Regions from separate parts of the Homo sapiens genome. Here regions 2 and 3 are each linked to region 1. The links are chromatin loops, found by intact Hi-C in ENCODE. Cell type or tissue: endothelial cell of umbilical vein. All regions are shown on one strand. Region 1 holds the start of LOC124903494 (a long non-coding RNA gene). Region 2 overlaps TMOD2 (tropomodulin 2). Region 3 overlaps LOC105370816 (a long non-coding RNA gene).

Region 1 (8,000 bases):
TGAGAAACTAGAAAATGCAGGTAAGGAAGTGGGAAAAATTCCCCAGAATCCCATTACCTGGGTATGATCACTGTTAATTACTATTAATATTTTGGGTCTTTCCTCTTCCCCTCCACTCCTTCCAAGCTAATTGCTTTATTTTTTCATATACAAAAGGTAAAAATCATTCAAAGATGCATAAAATAATTTCCTCTTTTCCCTCCCTCTATATTCTCTCCCCTCCAAATATCCCTATCTCCACAGGTAACCAACGTTAATAGTTTATTATACATTTATCCAGAATTTTTCAAATGTATATACAAACATATATGTACTTATAATTGGGTTATTCTGCTTACTGTTCTGCAACTTTCTTTTCTCACAATACATTTCAAGCATCTTTCTATGTTGGTAGTAATTGACTTTGTTGTTTCTAATGCCTGTAGAGTATGTAATTATGAGGATGCATCATCATTTGTAGAACCAATTTCCTATGAGCGGACATTGTTTACTATCACAAGCAACACTGTAATAAACATTCTTTGTGTGTCTTTGAGCCATTTCTGAGGATATGCTTTTAGAAGCAGAAACTCTGGAACAGAGTTGGTTTATGCTGAACATTTCAGTGGATCTCCCACAGGCTTTTAGCCTGTCTGCCCCAGTGCAGCAGATGGGTTATTGTCAGCTGGTGCTTCTGACCCAGGCTGTGTCACACCCGTCGGAAATGTTGTGCATTTCACTCCTGGATACCAAATTGTCCTCTAAATGGCTGGACCAATTTATATCCACAGTCTGTTTCTCCACCCAAGTACCCACTTTTCCCCACTCTGGCCAGTGCTGCATATTATCAGGGAGTTCATATTTTAAATATATATATATATTTTTTATATATACATATATTTATATTATATATATATTTTTATATATACATATATTTATATTATATATATATATTTATATATGTATTTTCCCCCCAGATGGAGTCTCACTCTATCGCCCAGGCTGGAGTGCAGTGGCGCGATCTTGACTCACTGCAAGCGATTCTCCTGCCTCAGCCTCCCGAGTAGCTGGGACTGCAGGCACACACCACCACGCCTGGCTAATTTTTGTAGTTTTAGTAGAGACACGGTTTCACCATGTTAGTTGGCCAGGCTGGTCTCGAACTCCTGACCTCGTGATCTGCCCACCTCGGCCTCCCAAAGTGCTGGGATTACAGGCTGAACCACCGCACCCGGCCTCATAATGATTCTAAAGAACCCTCTCTAAATATGTCACACAGGTTGCAAAAGTCCATGATAAATATTTTTTCTTGTGTCTTTCACAAAGTTTTTTTTGTTTGTTTCAATGTAGCTCAATCTGTTAATATTGTCTTTTATATAGCCATACTTGGGATGGCCTTCCCCATACCAAAATTATTGAACTAGTCTTCTATATTTAATGTTGTAGATTTATATCTGTAATCCACTTCAGATTATTTATTTTTGAGACAGAGGCTGGCTCTGTCACCCAGGCTGGAGTACAGTGCCACGATCTCAGCTCATGGCAACCTCTGCCTCCCGGGTTCAAGTGATTCTTCTGCCTCAGCCTTCCAAGTAGCTGGGATTACAGGCATGTGCCACCATACCTGGTTAATTTTTGTATTCGTGGTAGAGATGCGGTTTCACCATGTTGGCCAGCCTAGTCTCAAACTCCTGGCCTCAAGTGATCCACCCACCTTGGCCTCCCAAAGTGCTAGGATTACAGGCATGAGCCACTGTGCCTGGCCCACCTCAAATGTATTTAGCAGCTTAATTTTGATATAATGCATATACCATACAATTTGCCCTTAAAGTATACAGTGACATGCTTTTTACTATATTAACAAGATTGTGCAACCATCACCACACTCTGATCTCAGAAAACTTTCATATCCCCTAAAAGAAACCCTGTCCCCACTAGCAGTCACTCCTCAATCTATCCCCTGGATCCAGTGGTCCTGGGTCCCTGACTCTGGTGTCTCTCTGGACTTTGGAGTCCGCTTGCCCTGCCACGCCTGCCCATCTTCCCTGCCCCTCCCTGCTTTCGTGTTCTTCTCAGACCTTGGACTTGGCTTTTTAATGTATATTACAGTGTCCACCCCTCCCCTCTACCCTTGGGAACAGCGAGTCCTGGATGCTGCTTTCTTTCAGATCCAGGGCACCAACTATACTAATCAGCAACTTGTCAGCCTCTAATACATGTTTCTGCTTATCCCTGAACAACTCATCCTGACTCATCCCACAACTGCTCACGATTCAGTCTGAACATGTCTCACTCAGCCATGACACCCAGGAGACAGGGCCTTCAAGCTTGATTCTGTATTCCCCTTCCCCTGATACGATCACATGTAATAGATGCATGTGAAGCTATGGGAAGAAATGAGGTGGTTGAGAACAAGAGTGAATGGTGAGAAGGAACCAGGACTGACCCCTGTAGGACACTAACAGTCAGAGGCCAGAGACAGGAGGCACAGTCAGCAAGGGAAGCCAAGAAGAAGTGATGAAAGAAGTAGACAGAAAATCAGGAGAACAGGACTCAGAAGTCAAGAGACAAAAGTGCTTCAGCCTGGAGGGGGAGGCCAGCAGGATCAAATGCTGCTGAGAGAATTCACATATGAAGCTGACTAAAAGATACACAATGGACTTGGCAACAGAAAGATCATTGGTGACTTTAGCAAACTTCCGTGTCCATGATCAGGTAACTCCACTATTTAACATCCTTTAAGACTCCCCAGTGCCTTTCAGATAGAGTATCCTTCGTTCTGGCATCATCTTTTTTTTTTCTTTTTTTTTTTGAGACAGAGTCTTGCTCTGTCACCCAGGCTGGAGTGCAGTGGCGCCGTCTCAGCTCACTGCCAGCTCCGCCTCCCGGGTTCACGCCATTCTCCTGCCTCAGACTCCTGAGTAGCTGGGACTATAGGCACCTGCCATCACGCCCGGCTAATTTTTTCCATTTTTAGTAGAGACAGGGTTTCACCATGTTAGCCAGGATGGTCTCCATCTCCTGACCTTGTGATCCACCCACCTCGGCCTCCCAAAGTGCTGAGATTACAGGTGTGAGCCACCGCGCCTGACCCGGCATCATCTCTTATCACTTCCACACACTCACCCCAGGCTCCAGACATACTGAGCTACTTGCATGGATAGATGGCCCATTCTCTCTTGCTACCGTAGTGTCCCCTCTGCATGGAACCCTTTCCTCTCTGAAAACTCTCAAATGTCCTTCCTGATTAGCTCAAGTGCCATGTCCTCCAGGAAGCCCTCCCTGACCTCTCAGATTGGGTTGGGTGGTTCTCTTCTCTCTCCCCATAGCACCTTGTGTTGGTACAAGGTACATTTTCCCTTGGGGGTATGTCTTATCCAGCTTTGTTTCGCAGTCCTCTGGCCAGGGCCTGTCCCCCGGTTTTCCCAGGCACGCAGTGAAGCAAGCCTTGTTAGTGGAGGTGGGGGATGCATCCAGCTTCCCTCAGACCAGAAAACTTGCAAGCCAAACTGGCTGTGAGCCACGGACTCCTCTTTGGGTTCACATAGGTCAGGTTTGCTAAGAGACCTGGGCCAGGAGTGCAATTCCTGGCAATTTAGTCCTTGGGGTCATTAGGTTGCAAAATCCCCAGTGTCATCAGGTTGATTGCTTTTCCCAGCACTATCTATGTCTCCCCACACAACCGGCCTTGGCATCTCTCCACCTCTATCTGCTCTCCTGCCCCAGGTCCCTTCCCTCTGCATGCACTCATCTTCCAAGCATCTGAGGACCTCTCACCGACTCACATTTGCTTCTGCATGTATTGGTCTCCCTGGGGTCTTCCCTTGCCCCACAGGTCTTTGCACCGTACATGGGTAACCCTGAGTCTGGTCTCTCTGGTTGGATGTGAACTCCCTGCAAGGACGAGGAGAACACTCTTCCTCCTTGCATTTACGGAGTGCAAACCTCCTATACTCTACCGGCTGAGTTCAGGGAACATCGACTTGTATGTTATCAGTGACCAAAGAGGCAGGCATTAGAGGGCCAAAAGCTTTCAAACCACTTTGAGTGTGGTTCTTAGGCGCACTGGTGGAGCTACACCCAAGATGTACCCATGGCACACTCCTCCCCTAAAACCCCACTCCCAAAATCAGAGCTCAGTCTCCTCCTTGCCCTAAAGCCAGGCGCCCCCTTGTGGAAGAACGCCTTCTCCTCAGAGAGGTCAAGTGCCGCTCCTTGCCTGCAAACCACACGTTGCCCCTGACAGAAAACTCTTCCTAAGATTAGAGAGTAGATTCGCTCTGCTTTTAAAAACACGTAATAATGCATGTGCTTTATTACTGATAATAAAACTGTGCCTATTCATGTCATAAAATTTAGCAAGTGAGGCAAATTATAAAAAAGATCCCATTAAAAAAAATTACCACAACCCTACCTTCCACAGACAGCCACTGTTGACATTTTGGTGTTTTATCTAGTCCCTTTTCTATGAAAATATATGAAATATGTAAAAAATCTACGTATGGGTATACATAACATAGAAGTTAAAATATAAATTTGGCGGCTGAGGCCATGCCTCCTCCAGACCGTGGCTGAGCCCTCTGGCCTTGAACACCCCCCGCCTTACTCAGCCTGAAGCCTTGAAGCCTGCCCTCCCCCAACACCTTGGCACCCCAGCTTCCCTATCCTGTTCTACTTTTGTTTTCTTCAACACTTACCACCTTTCCCCTCTATACAGTTTCCTTATGTATCATGTTTACTGTGCATCTCTCAATCGCCCCTCAATATAAGCACCAAGAAGGCAGAATCCTTGTCAGTTTTGTTCAATGATGCACCCCAAATGCCTAGAATAGCTCGAAGCACACAGTAGGTACTAAATAAGCATTTGTGAGAAGATGACTTAAGATTATATAAATCTGCTGTTTTTCATCTTTAAAAATTATTTGTAAACCTATGTAATCAACAAGAGCATATAATATTCCACCCTTTTGTTATATCATGATTTATTTTACCATTCACCTCTTGTAAGTCATCTAGGCTGATTATAATTTTGCATATTATTAATCTCAATATCCATCATTTATCTACCTACCTACCAACTATCTCTCTACATTCCTAGCTCTGACCAGTAAAAAGGCCTATATATGTAGAGGGCAAAAAAAAAAAATCCTCATTTCTCATTAAAAAAATAGTCCCTCTAATAATTAATCTTAAAACTTCATTTCTCATTCTCTTGGCATTTTCTTTCTAGCTCTGTTCTCCTGGAAACCTGATAAAGGTGGAACGTTGGCTGTGTTACCAAGCAACAATGCTTGTGGTAAAAATGATCCACTTCATCTGGACAGCGAGGGCCGTGAATGAATCATAAGTACCTGGTGGGAAGCTGTGGCTCTGGAGTTCTGAATCTTGACTCTTGGAGCTCGGCACGCCCCTTGAGGAGACAAGGAAGCTATTCCCATGAGACTCTTACTAGAAATATCAGTTTCTCATTGGAATAAGGCTTTAATTTGCTATGTATGTGACATTTCAGTTTACCTGGGTATCCTGTATTTTATCTGGCAACCCTACTTGAGGAAAAGGAGCTAGAGAGACACCTGCCATCATGCAGTTGGAGTGCTGTTTCATGCCTTTGCATCCTTATTCTAAATTAAGTTAGACCAGGCACGGTGGCTCACGCCTATAATCCCAGCATTTTGGGAGGCTGAGGCGGGTAGATCACCTGAGATCAGGAGTTCGAGATCAGCCTGGCCAACATGATGAAACCCTGTCTCTACTAAAAATACAAAAAATCAGCCGGGTGTGGTGGCGGACTCCTGTAATCCCAGATGTTCGGGAGGCTGAGGCAAGAGAATCTCTCAAATACGGGAGGTGAAGTTTGCAGTGAGCCGAGATTCACCATTGCACTCCAGCCTGGGCAACAAGAACAAAACTCCATCTCAAAATAAATAGTTAGTGCCAAGCATGTCATGCTGTAGTCATGCGAGTCTAAGTGTCTAACAGACCCTGAGAAGAACTCCAAAGTGGGCATCGTAACCTAGCAACAGTGACCATCCTAGGAAGAATAGCACCCCAGGAACCCAGATTATGTTCTGTAAGTACTATTCTCCACGGAAAGGAAACAGCTCATTCTAGTCTGGGGCAGCAAAGGTACGGGATGAACCTGGAACATCCTGTCATACCAGAAAGCGAGGAACATATTGAAGACCACTGTGCTCATATCAGAGGACTCAGGCACTTGCCTGGAGAGGCTGAGCTTTGCTCATAGGAAGAGATGGGGAGTGAGTGTGGGTAGACATGTAACAAGATTGGCTGTTAGTTGATGATGATTTAAGCTGGGTGATGGGTATGTGAGGGAGTCACTATGTTATTTTCTCTAAATTTGCATTTTTGAAATTGTTCATAAAAAAAGTCTAAAAATATTAAAAGAAAAAGTGACTATACCAATTTCCATTCCCTCCAGCAGAGGTGTAGAATCATAATGGTAATTTTAGATGGCGACATGAAGTATTGAGTCATTTATACAGCCTATTATAAATATTTAAATATATATACATATATATATTTAAATTTAGACAGAGTCTTGCTCTGTCACCCAGGCTGGAGTGCAGTGGTACAATCTGGCTCACTGCAACCTCTGCCTGCCAGGTTCAAGCAATTCTCCTGCCTCAGCCTCCAGAGTAGCTGGGATTACAGGCATCCACCACCATGCCCGGCTACTTTTTGTATTTTTAGTAGAGATGGGATTTTGCCATTTTGCCCAGGCTGGTCTCGAACTCCTGACCTCAAGTGATCCGCCCACCTTGGCCACCCCAGGTGCTGGAATTACAGGCATGAGCCACTGCCCCCGGCCTGTATTTTAAATATATTTTAAAGATATGCTGTTATATAAGCTGGGAATTTGAGAAACTTGGATATAAAGAAGACTGAGTTGGCTGCGCGCGGTGGCTCATGCCTGTAATCCCAGCACTTTGGGAAGCCGAGGCGGGTGGATCACCTGAGGCTGGAGTTCGAGACCAGCCTGAACAACATGAAGAAACCCCATCTCTAATAAAAATACAAAATTAGCCAGGCATGGTGGTACATGCCTGTAATCCCAGCTACTCTGGAAGCTGAGGCAGGAGAATCGCTTGAACCTGGGAAGCGGAGGATGCGGTGAGCCGAGATTGAGCCATTGCACTCCAGCCTGGGCAACAAGAGCAAAACTCCATCTCAAAAAAAAAAGACTGAGTTGTAAAAAAAAAAAAAAAAAAAAAATTACAGGGACCCAATTCTACATAAGTATAAATGAATAAGTAATTGGAATCTCTGGCTTCAACAGATGAAGAGTTCAGGTTGAGAGAGAATTTAAATTCTGCTCAAAGGAGGAAACATACCGGCCATCTTGAGATGCCCAGGTGCCTCTGTTCTCCATTGTTCTCTCCTTTAGGAGCAGAAAAGCAGCAAGCCAAGCATGCTGGGTTCCCAGAAGACCAACACTGTGAGTCTAGAGGCAAAGGCAGCCTTTCTGCCGCTGCATATCCAGGGCTCCTGGGGACTGCTTAGCGCTCTACCTCACTGCAAGCAACAGCCTAGGGTGCATTACCTATCCCACACAAAAAGAGAGCCAGAGTTACTTAGAATTTGTTTGAGAGCTGCTTCTCATCTCTGCAGCTCCCAGCAGCAGGTTGTGTTGGGAGAGCAGGGCTGTGTCTGAGTGCCCCTCATCAGGCAGCACAGATGCCTGGCATGTCCCAGGCTGTGGCCCAGACTGTGTCAGGTAACCAGGCTGTATTCAGCCTATGGGGTACTCCCTCCCTCCCTCACTACATTGCTTTTTACTATCTTTTGGCCCCTTTTAAAAATCCAGCTCACCACACCTCCCACCTCCTGGTGGAGCCAGCTGTGAGCCTCGGCAGAAGGGTCTTGGTAGTTGCAGGCCTCCCAGGACAATTGCCAACCTTGAGGGTTTGCTCAGTTACTGGAAAGCAGCTTTAAAAATATAAATAGCTGTGGTAAAGACTGCACTTGTGAGAGTTGTCAAACCACAGAATACCCAACTTCTC
Region 2 (8,000 bases), 300 kb before region 1:
CTTGGAACCAAGCCAAATGTCCAACAATGATAGACTGGATTAAGAAAATGTGGCACATATACACCATGGAATACTATGCAGCCATAAAAAATGATGAGTTAATGTCCTTTGTAGGGACATGGATGAAACTGGAAATCATCATTCTCAGTAAACTATCTCAAGGACAAAAAACCAACACCGCATCTTCTCACTCATAGATGGGAATTGAACAATGAGAACACATGGACACAGGAAGGGGAACATCACACTCTGGGGACTGTTGTGGGGTGGGGGGAGGGGGGAGGGATAGCATTAGGCGATATACCTAATGCTAAATGACGAGTTAATGGGTGCAGCACACCAGCATGACACATGTATACATATGTAACTAACTTGCACAATGTGCACATGTACCCTAAAACTTAAAGTATAATAATAATAAAAAATTAAAAATTAAAAAAAAAAAAAGAAAGAAAGAAAATGGTCCCTGCCCAAGGGAATTTATCTGTCCAGGGTAAGGAAGGACCAATAACCAGATCATGTCAGTACAGTGTGATCCATGTGCTTTGAAAACTCATAGAAAATTACAGCTTTTTTTTTTTTTTTTTTTTTTTTTTCTTGAGACAGAGTCTTGCTCTGTCACCCAGGCTGGAGTGCAGTGGCACAATCTCGGCTCACTGCAACCTCCACCTCCTGGGTTCAAGCGATTCTCCTGCCTCAGCCTCTTGAGTAGCTGGGACTACAGGCATGTGCCACCACACCCAACTAATTTTTAGGATTACAGCTTTTCTTAGGTTAATTTTATTTTATTCACTTTAATAGAGACTTGGGAGATGCTTTCTAATCTCAGTAGCATATATATGAAATATTATTTATAGTGGTAATTTAGACACACAATGAGCAATATTCCTTTTATTTTTTTGAGATAGAGGCTTGCTCTGTTGCCCAGGCTGGAGTGCAATGGTGCAATCATAACTTATTGCAGCCTCCAGCTCCTGGACTCAAGCAATCCTTCCACTCAGCCTTCTGAGTAGCTGGGACTACAGGTGCATGCCACCACACTCAGTTAATTATTTTTATTTTTATTTTGTAGAGACAGGATCTTGCTATGTTGCTTAGTCTGGCCTTTCTTGTTATGCATATGGATAAAAAATGCTCATCCTTTTTAGCTTCAGCATCAAAGGGTAACGTTCTGACAATGTTTCCTATTAACAATCTGGTGCATAACCTTCTGGACGTTTATACGTACACATACAAATATTAACTTGTCTTCTAATTGTGGCCTCTTATCAGTACTTACAGGTTTCCTTCATTCTTTTAATGAGTAGATAACTTTTTTTTTTTTTGAGACAGAGTCTCGCTCTGTTGCCCAGGCTGGAGTGCAGTGGCACGATCTCAGCTCACTGCAAGCTCTGCCTCCCGGGTTCATGCCATTCTTCTGCCTCAGCCTCCCCAGCAGCTGGGACTACAGGCACCCACCACCACGCCCGGCTAATTTTTTTGTGTGTTTTTAGTAGAGACGGGATTTCATCCTGTTAGCCAGGATGGTCTCGATCTCCTGACCTTGTGATCTGCCCACCTCGGCCTCCCAAAATGAGTAGATAACTTTTTTAATGGATAGATAATGAAGATACTTTTTTTTTTTTGAGACAGGGTCTCATTCTGTTGCCCAGGCTGAAATCCAGTGTCACTACCAAGGCTCACTGCAGCCTCAAACTCCTGGGATCAAGGGATTCTCCCACCTCAGTCCCCTGAGCAGCTAGGACTACAGGCATGAACCATTACACCTGGCTAATTTTTAAAATTTATTGTAGAGGCTGGGTCTCACTGTGTTGCCCAGCCTGGTCTCAAACTCCCTGCCTCAAGAAACTCTCTTGCTTCAGTCCCCCAAAGTGCTGGGATTATAGGTGTGAGCCACCATGCCTGGCTCCTGAATAGATTCTTTTAACGAATAGACAATAAGTTGTTACGTGATGATGCTATACTTTATTTACCCATTTTCATATTGGTGGACATTTTGTTTATCATGTTTTGCTGTCACAAGTAATATTTCAGGGAACAGGGAACACCCTTGAATATATATCTTTATGTATCTGTGCTATTTTTGTAGGTAAGACTTCTAGATATAGAATTGCTGGGTCATAGAACATGCACATCTTAAATTGCAATAGATAATGCCAAATTACTCTCCCAAAACATTTGCATCAGATCACATTCCCACTTATAGAGGAGTACGAAGATGCTTTTTTCTCCACATTGTTGCCAACTCCAAATGTTACCTCGTTTCACACTTGTTTGCTAATGAAATGGTATCTCATTTCTTTATTTTGGAGCTTAGTTACTTTTTATATTTTTTGGTTGAGTGACAGATTCTTCTGAGCGTATTATTGGTTCATTTTTAATTGGGTCACCTTATTGATTTGTAGGAGCTCTGTGTATATTGGGATATTAATCCTTTGTATCTCTGTTAACTATTTTTGAGAATTCTTCCATTCTTCTTTTTTATCCCTTTCTCTCCCCATACCTTCCTTAAAACTAAAGCTCCAGAATAGAACTCAGAGGAGGGTAGGGTATAATCAAGAGGCCAGAGGGGTATTAAAGTTTGGGAAATGAAGACTTATTGTGGTGTCTGATTTGTATCTCAGATCCTGTAGTCTAGTTAGTATAGTCTGACAGATGTCCATATGGAGCAGCAATAACGGCCCATGGATATTTTGAAAGTTGGAGTTTGCTGCAGGGTCTCCTGAACTTTGGGTCCATGCAGTGTTAGCCCCAGGGAATTCTCATTGCAGTTGAGAAACACCAGCCTTCCAAGCTGTGACTCATAGCTATACCACTCCCATGCTTGCTTAGCTGAGAATACACCTACTGTCATTGCTATTAAAGTGTTATTGGAATCAGCATATGAAAGAAATGTCATTTTTTGGGAAGTCACCACTGATTTTGATAGGAGAGACTTTGCATTTTTTAAAATGAAAACTTGTGTTTTAGATGTTGTCAAAGGTGAAAAAGTAAAGCCAGTATTTGAGGAACCACCAAATCCCACAAATGTGGAAATAAGCCTGCAGCAGATGAAAGCCAATGATCCTAGCTTGCAAGAAGTCAACCTCAACAACATTAAGGTATTTCATTGTGATTATCATCAGTCAGTTAATTTATCATGAGGTCAGAAAACTTACCAGAGATGACCTATTGCTTGTTTTCACACCTGTTTGCAGTTCTTTGTAGTCACTGAGTTGGAGTCAAGGTATCCTATTCAAAAGAAGTGGGTTTTGGAAAACAGTGATTTCTATAATTATTTGAAAAGAATCACCATACCTGAGTTAAGCATAGTACATTAGTTATATCTATTGCTGAGTAACAAATTACTCCAAAACTTAGAGGCTTCAAACAACAGACATTTATTATTTCACACACAATTTTTCAGTGTCAGGAATCTGGTAGTGGCTAGCTGGATAGTGTGGCTCAGGGTCTCAAATGAGATGGTAGTGAAGTTGTCATCCAGGGCTGCAGTACCAGGCTTGCCTGGGGCAGGAGGATCCAGTTCCAAGATGGCAGATTCATGCGGCTGTTGGCAGGAGGCCTCCATTTCTCACCATGTGGCTCCCCAGAGCGAGTGATCCAAGACAGAGAGATGAGAAAGCAGGAAGCCACAATACCTGTTATGACCTGGTTTCTGAAGTCACATGTTGTCACTTCCACTTTATTCAATTTGATAATAAGTCATGCCACTCTCAAAGGGAAAGAGTAGGAGAGAGAGAGAGAGAGAGAGTGTGTGTGTGTGTGTGTGTAAACATTACCTGAAGTCTCTTTTGTTTATTCTTTTGGGGCCAATTCTTAGCATTTAATAATAACCAACTTTTATTGAGTACTTACTATGTGCCATGTCCTTTACTAAATACTTGGAATTTATTATCTCATTTAATTATTAGTTGGACTTAAAGAGTTGTTAACGTCATAGAGTTAGTCTGTAGTGCAGCCAGGACTCTTCTCCACTTCTAACTGCACCCCACATTGTCTCCTTCCCCAGTGGTCATTACTGTGCTAAATGATCTAGAAAAAGGACTACAAAGATAAATAAGATTTATTCAGTCTTTACTCTGAAAACAATTATATTAGGAGAAAAACACTAAACAGATAATTATAACATGATGTGGTGAGCCACCAAATATCATTGAATTGCAAGAAAGAAAAATTTTAATGCTACCTAGGAGATCCAGTAAACAAAGGAGATGATATTACATCTGAGTCTTGAAAGAGAAAAGGACAAAAGGAATTTCCAGGCTAAGGGGAAAGCATATATAAAGGTCTGAAAAAGAGAACGACTTTGGTATATTAAAACAGTGGCAAATACGTCAGTCTGGCTAGAATACAGAGTGAAAAATAAAAAGAGGGAAGTATAGTATCTGCATACTTTCTTGGTTAGGGAAAACAGAAAGACGACACTCAGAGGTACCATAGTGGTAGTTTAGATTCCCCTATTGGACACTAAGTGGTGCTGTTAGCTCAGGATAGCTTGGTTGCTGAAGGCTAGGTAATGACCCTCATTTAGAAGGGATATCGTGTATTTATCTACACATACCTGGTATTTAAAGGTTGTGGGTTCTTACCTTGGCAAGAGTGTGCCATACAATGGTTCATCAACTAGCCATGTCCTCTCTGTCTTAGAACATTCCAATTCCAACCCTGAGGGAATTTGCAAAGGCTCTGGAGACCAACACTCACGTGAAGAAGTTCAGCCTGGCCGCAACTCGCAGCAATGACCCTGTGGCCATTGTGAGTAAAATTCTTAGAAATATAACATGAAGTTATTTAATTCACTGGAAACTCTATTTACTTTGTTTCATTAGCTAACAATTTTTTAGATCTGGAAAACTTACCTTCTACACAGTTAGTGAGCAAAATTATAGTTACAATGCAATAGTTAAACTTCAGAACTGAACTGTCAGATGCTTTAAGTTATCTGGAATTTTGTCAGCATTACAGTTTTCAGAGAAAGAAACAAGATAAGTTTGGCATTTAACTAACTGAATATTTAGAGTTTGCTCTGTGCTTAGGATACATTTTCTAAAACTTTCACATCTACAGTCATTGGATATCATGACCCTAAAGCCCTTCAGGAATTAGGCATCTATAGAAATATTGAAGTAGCTGGGCGCGGTAGCTCATGCCTGTAATCCCAGCACTTTGAGAGGCTGAGGTGGGTGGATCATGAGGTCGGGAGTTCGAGACCAGCCTGGCCAATATGGTGAAACCCCATCTCTACTAAAAATACAAGAACTAGCTGGGCATGGTGGCACGCGCCTGTAGTCCCAGCTACTTAGGAGACTGAGGCAGAAGAATCACTTGAACCCGGGAGGCGGAGGTTGCAGTGAGCCGAGATCATGCCACTGCACTGTAGCCTGGGCGACAGGGAGACTCTGTCTCAAAAAAAAAAAAGAAAAATTAAAGTATATTTTAATCTTTGAAATGGATTAATATGTGTCTAAAATATCTTAGACAACAAAATCAGGAAACATTCTGTGTTTGACACCAGAATGTGAAAAAAATAGCCAGCCAGGTGTGGTAACGTACACCTCTGGTCCCAGCGACTTAGGAGGCTGAGGTGAGACAATTGCATGAGCCCAGGAGTTCTAGGCTGCAGTGAGCTATGATTGCACCTCTGCACTCCAGTCTGGGCAATAGAACGAGATGATAGATAGATAGATAGATAGATAGATAGATAGATAGATAGATAGATAAAAGAAAAATAGCCAACTAAAAGTTCTATTCTTCCTATGCATTTTAGATAATTTAGCCAAATAAGGAAGCCCCTTGTCCCAGGTAAATACTTATACCATCACTATCATGATTTTTATTCTTCCTATCAATAGCCAATTAGTAACTCCTCCTATTTATAGCTACTTTATTGAGGAATTAGTAAATGCCAGCACTGATCTTCGTGCTTTCCATGCAGCATCTCATCCATTTGTCACTGTAATACTATGAGGTATATACTATTATTAGTTCCAACTTTAACAAATGAGAAAACAGCTTCAGAGAGGTTAAGTAAGCTATCCAAGGTAATACAACCAGTAAATGGCAAAGCCAGAATTCACTACCAAGTCTTTCTGGTTCTACAGCCAGGAAGCTTAACCATCAAGCTATGCTAGATTTACACACAATGCCTGGCTGTCATACATTTGCTAAAATATGTCACTTATCAAAAGCCTGGGCATCAGCCTGTTGTTCTATGGCATTTAATGCTCAGCCCTTGAATCGAGTTAGAAAAACGCAAGTTGTCTGGACTTGATGGTTTGATTTAAAGTAACATGTCTTTTGGAAGATCTAAAATAGCATTTAAAACAGATGACATGAAAGTAATGACTACCTATCATGGTCCTGGCACAGAATAGATGTTTGACAAGTACTTGTTAAATAAATGAATGATCATAACCTCCAACCTCTAGCAATAGAGAATATTTCTATGGTGATCACAGCAAACTTGAAATAAGCACTCATGTAAAAGAGGAACCAGGCTACAAAAATCAATGTTTTTACCAGCAGTTATTACATTTCTAAATTCGTAGCTTGAAAGCAGTTTTGAATTTGAAACCTATCATTAAAATAGAAAGATGGCAGAACTAGATAATTGGTAAGGTGAAATGAGCAGTTTAAGGATTCTTATCTCTGTATGATTTTGTACTATTTCTGCCTTTTAGTAGATTTTTTTCAGTAAAGCAAAAATATTCACAATATACTTTGTATGTAAATGAATAAAGGGATAAAGAAATGATTTGTCACTTCTGTTTCATATATTATTTCGAGTAAAATTGCAGGGCTGGGGTTAGTTCACAATCAACTCTCAACACTACTGGTAAATAATCTAACTCCTATTCTAGACCAAATAAATAACTTACTAAGTGGATTAAATAAATTCCAAATATAATAATCACTTTGATGCTGTTTTTAATGCAACAACTATGTGTTGAATGCTTGTCATGTGAAAAGCACTACACTAGGAGCTGGATTTTTTGGGTAACACTTTTCAGGCAAATTTGACCTTTTGTAACTTGCTTTTTAAAGAATACTTTATTTGGGCCGGGCGCGGTGGCTCACGCCTGTAATCCCAGCACTTTGGGAGGCCGAGGCGGGTGGATCATGAGGTCAGGAGATCGAGACCATCCTGGCTAACAAGGTGAAACCCCGTCTCTACTAAAAATACAAAAAATTAGCCGGGCGCGGTGGCGGGCGCCTGTAGTCCCAGCTACTCGGGAGACTGAGGCAGGAGAATGGCGTGAACCCAGGAGGTGGAGCTTGCAGTGAGCAGAGATGGCGCCACTGCACTCCAGCCTGGGCAACAGAGTGAGACTCTGTCTCAAAAAAAAAAAAAAAAAAAAAAGATGAATGGATGAAGAAAATGTGGTATATATATGCACACTGAAATATTATTCAGCCATAAAAAAGAATGAAATCCTGTCATTTTCAGCACCATGGATGGGACTGGAGGTCATTGTGTTAAGTGAAACAAGCCAAGCAAAAAAAAATAAATATAGCATGTTCTCACTTACATGTAGGAGCTAAAAAAAAAGTGGTTCTCATGGAGGTAAAGAGTAGAATGGTGGTTACTAAAGCCTGGGAAGGGAAGGGAGTAGGGACAAAGAGAAGTTGGTTAAGAGGTACAAAAATACAGTTAGTTAGAAGGAATAAGTTCTTGTATTCAATAATTTATTATAAATTTCAAAATAGCTAGAAGAGAAGAATTGTAATGTTCCCAACACAAAGATAAGCCTTTGAGGTGATGGCTATTCCAATTACTCCAATTTGATCACTGCAAACACATTGTATAAAGGTATCAAAATATTACATACACCCCCAAAAATATGTACAACTATTATTTATCACTAAAACATTTTAAATTTAACATTTAATTTAAACATTTTTAATTTATTTGGTATAGTCATAGTATAGTCTATAAAAAATAGAGGGACCACAGGAAGATATACGTATATATACATATATATATTCATTTATATGGATAG
Region 3 (8,000 bases), 430 kb before region 1:
AACAGATGACATTTGAACAAAGACCTGAACGATGTAAGGCAGGGTTCAGCAAACTATGAACAGTGGGCCAAATTTGACTGCACACCTGTTTTTGTGTGGCTCGAGAGCTAAGAATGGTTTTTATATTTTTAAAATAGTTAACAAAAAAATTTTTTAGAGAATAATACTTTTTGACATGGGAAAATTATATGCAATTCAAATTTCAGCATCCAAAAATAAAGTTTTATTGGGACACATCCGCACTCATTTATTTACTTATTCTCCATGGCTGCTCTTGCATTATCACAGCAGATTTGAGACCATATGGCCCACAAAGCCTAAAATATTTACCATCTGGCTCTTTATGCAAAATGATTGTTGACCCCTGATATAAGGGAGCAAGCCCTACCATTATCTAAGGGGAAAACGCCCTGGAATAGATAATGGCAAGAGTAAAGGCCCTGAGTCAGGCCTGTGGTTGGCTTGTGATCAACGAACTGGAAGGAAGCCAGTGTGGCTGGATGGCAGGGAGAGAGGGTGAGACTAGTAGGAAATGGCAGGAAGTGAAATCAGAAAGGGAACTTCAGACCAGATCTGCTTGGGGTAAGGATTTTGACTTAAGTGACACAGAAAGCCATTTAAGGGGTTTGAAAAAGGAATGACATAGTGTGACAGCTGGCTGGAACATGGCTGGATGGGGAAAAAAATACATCTATTTTCTCTAAGCATCAGCTGCAATTTAACATTTCAGTCATAAATATAGACAACAAAACACAATTGTATTTAGCAGTACCTGTGACTTTGTCACCAATGAATATCACTTTTTTTTTTTTTTTGAGATGGAGTCTTGCTCTATCGCCCAGGCTGGAGTGCAGTGGCGTGATCTCAGCTCACTGCAACCTCTGCCTCCTGGGTTCAAGCGATTCTTATGCCTCAGCCTCCAGAATAGCTGGGATTACAGGCGCCCGCCACTACGCCCGCCTAATTTTTTTGTATTTTTAGTAGAGACGGGGTTTTACCATGTTGGACAGGCTGGTCTCAAACTCCTGACCTTAAGGGAACTGCCTGCTTCGGCCTCCCAAAGTGTTGGGATTACAGGCGTGAGCCTCTGCACACTTTTTTATAGATAATGATTATTGTAATTATCTTAAAATATCATTTATGAATAGATCTATTCAGAAATTATTAGACCTTGTACTATAGCTTGTTATTAAATGAATTAATAAAGAAGTATGTATGTGTATTCAGAGTGAACAGGCAACCTACAGAATGGGAGAAAATTTTTGCAATCTACCATCTGACAAAGAGCTAATATCCAGAATCTACAAAGAACTTAAACAAATTTACAAGAAGAAAACAAACAACCCCATCAAAAAGTGGGCAAAGGGTATGAACAGACACTTCTCAAAAGAAGACATTTATGCAGCCAACAGACACATGGAAAAATGCTCATCATCACTGGTCATCAGAGAAATGCAAATCAAAACCACAATGAGATACCATCTCATGCCAGTTAGAATGGCGATCATTAAAAAGTCAGGAAACAACAGATGCTGGAGAGGATGTGGAGAAATAGGAACACTTTTACACTGTTTGTGGGAGTATAAATTAGTTCAACCATTGTGGAAGACAGTGTGGCAATTCCTGAAGGATCTAGAACTACAAATACCATTTGACCCAGCAATCCCATTACTGGGATTGGTATAGGTATACCTGTACCTATACCTATACCAATACCTATACCAATACCTATACCTATAGGTATAGGTATATACCTATAGGATTATAAATCATGCTACTATAAAGACACATGCACACGTATGTTTATTGCGGCACTATTCACAATAGCAAAAACTTGGAACTAACCCAAATGTCCATCAATGATAGGCTGGATTAAGAAAAATGTGGCACATATACACCATGGAATACTATGCAGCTATAAAAAAGGACGAGTTCATGTCCTTTGCAGGGACATGGATGAAGCTGGAAACCATCATTCCCAGCAAACTATCACAAAGACAGAAAACCAAACGTTGCATGTTCTCACTCATAGGTGGGAACTGAACAATAAGAACACTTGGACACAGGGTGGGGAACATCACACACTGGGGCCTGTTGGGGGATGGGGGGCTGGGGGAGGGACAGCATTAGGAGAAATACCTAATGTAAATGATGAGTTGATGGGTGCAGCAAACCAACATGGCACATGTAAACAAACCTGCACGTTGTGCACATCTACCCTAGAACTTAAAGTATAATAATAAAAAAAGATGTATGTGTATATATAAAACTATATCACAAATTTGATTTTTTGATATTTTAATAACTGTATTCCAATGTAATTGATTTCCTGTTTAATGCTTTGTATTTCATATTATGTGTTTTTAAATGTCTCTCTGGGGCCCATATGCTCTACAAGATTTTCCAAAGGGTCTAGAGCCCAATAGAAACTGATATAAAAGCAGTGAGAAGCACTAGAAGGACTAAATTAGAGAAGGGAGGACAAGGCAGGTCCAAGATAGGTATTTTAATTTCTCTGGCACATAGTAAGCACTGAATATATGTTAATTACTATTGTTATTGCTAATATTTTTATGTATACCCTTATAGTTTTTTAGCTGTGTGTGGCATATACTACTTTGTTATCTCCATTTTTCACTCAAAAGTATATCATAAACATCATTCATTGTCATTACATACTTTTAAACCTCATTTTAATGGTCAAAGAGTGGTTAATTGCAGAGACGTATCATTATTTATTCAATTAATCCTCAATCGCAAGATATTTAGATTCTTGTTTTACTTAGTAAAAATAAACACTGCAATAAACACCAATGTTAAGTCTTTGCAGCATCAGTGTTAAATCTTAAAGTATCCATAATTATTTCTTTAGGATAGACCCTAAAATTAGAATCAGCATGCATTACTCAGTGTGCTGGATGTGAAATCCAGTCTGTCCAAGATTTCCACTTCAGCTGTCCTCTTAGTTGGGATTTCATCTTTCCTCCTTGGTTCACACATACATAAGCAACTGTCTGAGCTTACCCTCCTGGTTCAACCAAAGCCCCCAGTGTTTAAACACACACACACACATACACACACACAGAGAGTCAGTTTTGTCTGTTCTTACTTTCTGTACAGAATTAAGGCAACAGGAAGGATACATGAAATCAAGGGACAAAAGCTAAATTCCTACCATCCACCTGGTGGCAGTATTTCCTAAACGTTGGCAGAATATACAGGCAGTAATAGGTACCTTCTGTTATTTCAATAGTATTTTCTATGCAAATCCAGTCCTATAAAGTGGTGTACCATGTCACAATGAATGAAAAAAAGAATTATTCTGGCAAACGCTAGGTCAATACAGTTGTATAGTAATTCTAGAAGTTTCCTTTGAGGACTGCCAAAACAAATATCTTTGTTTAAAAACAAAAAAAAAAAAAGCTATTTTTAAAAAGCTTGTAAAATTAATTTTTCTCATTAAGAATATTATAAGATTGCAGACATTTTTAGAAATAGAGAAAGGAAGTCACATATATTTTTACTAACATAACCCGTTAGCATATTGTTATGCTCCTTTCTGATCCTTTTTTCTCTAAGCACATTTTTATAATTGTAATCAAGCTATACATAAAATTGGCTTATACTCTCCTTTTGGCATTAATCACATTGAAAAATTAATATACTTAAATAAAATATATTAAAGTATACTTATAAAATATACTTATTTCTGGGAGAGGTGGTCACAGGTGATATTTACTTCTTTAAACACTTTTGTATTTCCTACTTTTAAAATCAGAAAAAATTTAATCCTAAAAAATCTATTTGATTCCATTTACATCCTATACAACCCCACATTTCTATCCCTAGGTGAATCTCCAACAAATAGGTATAAAAATGTGCCTCAAAATGCAAAGGTACCAAGAAAAACAAAACAAACAAACAAAAAAGGCAAAGGTACTAAATTGTTTACAGGAACATCACTTCAATTCTCAGTTGATGGCTTTGCTTCCCATTCACTGAGAAAATGACCTACGGCATCTTGTCTTTATTAGCTCTCTGACTTCACTCCATCCCTCTCTACTCCTTTCCTCCTTGCTCACTTTACTCCATTCCCACTGGCCCCTTTGCCATGCCTAGAACAGGCCAGGCATAATCTCACTCCAGGGACTTTTACCATACTCTTTCCTCTGGAGGCTTTGCCCCAGATATCCACAACGCTAGCCCCCTCATTTCCTTCTCAAGTCTACACAAAAGTCACCTCCTTATTGAGACCTTTCAACCCCACCTCTAAATGTCATGTCCTTCTTCTCTGCTTTATTTTTTCTCCTATACACCCATAACTTTCTAGCAATGTGTATTTTGCTTATCTGTTTTATTTCCCTTTCCACCTGAATGCAAACTCTGTGAAGGCAGGTTTTGTGTCAGTTTTGTTCAGTGACGTTCACTGAGTGTTTTGTTCACTGCTTATTCTATTTGAGGCACAGAATATGAATGGCACATGATATGTACTCAAGAAATACTTACTGAACAAATAAACGAATAAATGATGGCAGCCTGAACTAGGGCAGAGGGGAGATTGAGAGGAGGGAGATGGACTGGACAAGCAGAATAACAGTGAATAGCAGGTTGTGGGATATGATGGTGCAGTCGCATAGGACCCTCAGTGCCTCTGGATAATTGGCTTACATCTTCTTGAGATGCAGCATGAGTGAGGGAGGAAGGAGCTTGAGTAGTTGCATTTGAGACTTGAGATGCTTGCCGGTCATCCAGTGCTCTAGGTAACTGGATATGTATGTGGTCAAGGGAGTGGTCAGGGGTGGAGATACAGAGGATGGCCTCAAGTCTGGAAATACAAATAATATTATCTCATGTATTTTAATATCAATAAAAAATACATTACATATTTACTCCTGTTTCCATTGTAGAATCTTCATTATTATTGGGGAGAGAGTAAATGAAATGAGTTCAATCTTCCAAGGATGGCTAATCTTATGTATGTAGCTGCCTATATAAACTTTCCAATAATTCACCAAGTGTTGGCCTATTTCTATTACCTTGGCTTCCTTAATCTTGACATAAATGCTCATAAGAAATTTTTGAAGTGTAAAGGACAGCCTCAGAAACAATACAGCAAATTCCAGGCAGCCTCCATAAAAACATACAGCATATAGAGTTCTATATACCAACAAAAGGCTACAAAAACCCTGTAATTAGCCTTTTGCCTGTGGAATTAGTTTAAAGATAATGTCTATGAGTGCTGTAGATGATTAGATCTTAATTTTATAGTCAGAGTTATACTACTGAGAGAGGAATAATATAAGGTGGCCGTAGGAGATTAGAAAATTCCAGGCAACAATTTCATATGACTAGCAAAAGGCAACTGTTGAAATAGCTGCAGAGGCTATGGGCTGATAAGACCCTGAGAAACAGGGTGTGGACCAAGATGGCTAAGACTGACTGAACCCAACATGTCACTGGATTTGACGTAGGTTTCTCCTAGAACCTCATTATATGCTCATTAACGTAATCACATGCCCACCAGCACCATGACACTTCCAGGAACACCCATTATTTAGTGCAAAAGTGGGTGGCACCACAGTTTTGAGAAATCTTCACCTTTTTCCAGGAATCTTCATGAATATGTCACCCCTTGGTTACAGAAACCCATAAAGATAGTACCCGAAAACCTTGTGTGCAACTCTCTTGAGTACACCTGCACTCCCCTTTCTTGAGTGTGTACTTTTCGCTTTGCAATAAATCTTCATCTTTTCACTATTTTCTGACTCATCCCTGAATTTCTTCTTGTGATGGTGTCAAGAGCCTGGATACCGGTTGAGGTCAAGGTCCCACTAGTGTTTGTGGACCTACCCCAGCCCATCAGTATCATTACCACCTCAGGACTATCATATATATATATACGTATATATATATATATATATACACGTATATATATATACACACACACATATATACATGCTGGGGAATATATATATATGTGTGTATATATATATGTATATATATACATATATATACATGCTGAGGAAAGGTGATTCGGTTCCTGATTTTGAAGGCCCTAAAGCCTCATTAATACCTAAATAATCCCTTTTTCACTGCCTTGGACATACTTACCCCTAACTCCCTCACTTCTTGAATTTTTCCTGCCTCCTTACGTTAGCAACACCTCTCTCCACCAGACCACCTAATGAGAGCACCATGACTCCTGAGGTCAAGGACCATATTTTGTTCAACATCATATTCTCAGCACTAACACAAAATGGGTGCTCAATAAATGCTCAGATAGCAAGTGGCCAGGGGAGGGCAGGTGAAAGAAGTTCCATCTGAAACATAATCCACGTTATTACCCGGTGTGGCAAACACTGCTGGTTATCTTATGGCAGTCATTTCTCCCTCGAATCTTTCCAGTTTTGACCATTGGGAGCTCTTTCAGTTGGCTTTCATGCCTCCATCAATGTAGATTTGTTTTGAACACTTTCTTACTTTCAGGCACTACAAGATGCTGCAGGGTCGTCTTGTATATCTTCTGCCCGTCTTACAATCACCTGCTTCTCCAAGGATCCTTGATTCCTTTTATTGAAGGATGGTGTTAGAAACCAAGATTTCTGCATTAGACATGCTCATTGCTGTTGGAGTGTCATTGCCTATAGATTCAACATACATAATTTAAAATGTGGTAGTAGCCCCATTATTTAAAAAAAGCAAAAAAAAAAAGACTGAAATTGACTTTAATTAAACCAAGTGTTTCCAACATATTATCATTTCAATATGTAATCAATGCAAAAAATGATTAATCAGATTTTTGCATAGTTTTTCTTTCACACCGAGTCTTTGAAATTCAGCCCATCTCAATTTGGATTAATCACATTTCAAGTGCTCCACAGCCCACATGTGGCTAGCAGCTACTACAGGAATAGTGAAATTCTAAAAGCTTTATGATTTCAGCCTTTGCTATGTGGCCTATTATCCATCTTGAACTATTTTTTGTATATGGAATGAGTGACTATCAAAATTTGTTTATATTCAGTATCAAAAAATTAAATCTTCAGTGCCATTTGTTAAAATGACTTTCCTGGCCAGGTGCGGTGGCTCACACCTGTAATTCCAGCACTTTGGGAGGCCAATGGGGGTGGACTGCCTGAACTCAGGAGTTTGCAACCAGCCTGGGCAACACAGTGAAACCCTGTCTCTACTAAAATACAAAAAATTAGCCGGACGTAGCAGCGAGCGCCTGTAGTCCCGGCTACTGGGGAGGCCGAGGCAGGAGAATCACTTGAACCCAGGAGGTGGAGGATGCAGTGAGCTGAGATTGCACCATTGCACTCCAGCCTGGGTGACGGAGTGAGACTCCGTCTTGAAAAAACAAACAAACAAACAAAAATGACTTTCCTTCTCTATTGAATGGACTTGGCACCTTGAGCCTATTGCTAGATTCTTTATTCTGCTCCATTGATATTCATCTAGTTGATTACATAACTTTACATATGTAACTCACAGTAACTTTCAGACTCAAGTGGTATAAGAAATCCAACTCTATTCTTTTTCAAAATGGTTTTGGCTCTTCAATTCCTTTGCATTTTCGTATGCAAATTTAAGAATCAGCTTGTCAATTTCTTCAAAAGACCTTGCGGGGATTTTGATTAGGGCTGTGTGAAATCCATAGGTCAATGTGGGGAGAATGGAAATCTTAACAATGTTGAGCCTTCCAATATATGAACATTCCCTTTCTCTCCATTTATTAAAGTCTCTTAAAATTTCAGCGATGTTACAGTTTCAGCATAAGGATCTTGCACATTTTGTTAGATATATCCCTGGACATTTGAATTTTTTTTGTTTGGTTGGTTGGTTTTGGGTTTTTGTTTTGTTCTGTTTTGTTTTGTTTTGAGACAGAGCCTCACTCTATCGCCCAGGCTGGAATGCCCTGGCACTCTCTCGGCTCACTGCAACCTCAGCCTCCTGGGTTTAAGTGATTCCCCTGCCTCAGCCTCCCAAGTAGCTGGGAT

The links. A loop is a pair of places that touch in the nucleus more often than their neighbours do. Peaks named below come from ENCODE experiments on the same cell type or tissue, not always from the same donor. Only the 100,000 strongest peaks of a DNase experiment are listed, where the experiment ranks them.
Region 2: a loop joins it to region 1, with 32 times the contacts of the local background. A loop is called at or near these places in 8 of 110 quality-filtered maps.
Region 3: a loop joins it to region 1, with 4 times the contacts of the local background. A loop is called at or near these places in 3 of 110 quality-filtered maps.

The regions. Positions count from the first base shown.
Region 1 is chr15:52,074,920-52,082,919 of GRCh38, forward strand. The region is part of intron 1 of LOC112268150 (a long non-coding RNA gene); the gene reads right to left. It overlaps LOC124903494 (a long non-coding RNA gene), which reads left to right and starts at 5,838. Exons shown (of 2, transcript XR_007064637.1): 1 at 5,838-6,049. RefSeq lists an enhancer at 2,243-2,322. In endothelial cell of umbilical vein, a CTCF peak has its summit at 4,147 (motif pointing left); a DNase peak (open chromatin) is centred at 4,152.
Region 2 is chr15:51,778,074-51,786,073 of GRCh38, forward strand. TMOD2 (tropomodulin 2) reads left to right here. Exons shown (of 10, transcript NM_014548.4): 6 at 2,971-3,101; 7 at 4,648-4,755. Among named protein-coding and RNA genes, the nearest start is that of TMOD2, 30 kb to the left of the region's middle. In endothelial cell of umbilical vein, a CTCF peak has its summit at 4,462; no DNase peak of the experiment used is centred here; H3K27me3 peaks cover 300 bases.
Region 3 is chr15:51,646,928-51,654,927 of GRCh38, forward strand. LOC105370816 (a long non-coding RNA gene) reads right to left here. Exons shown (of 5, transcript XR_932236.3): 2 at 6,481-6,641. Among named protein-coding and RNA genes, the nearest start is that of DMXL2, 28 kb to the left of the region's middle. RefSeq lists a cis regulatory region at 5,179-5,759. In endothelial cell of umbilical vein, a CTCF peak has its summit at 3,174 (motif pointing right); a DNase peak (open chromatin) is centred at 3,194; H3K27me3 peaks cover 656 bases.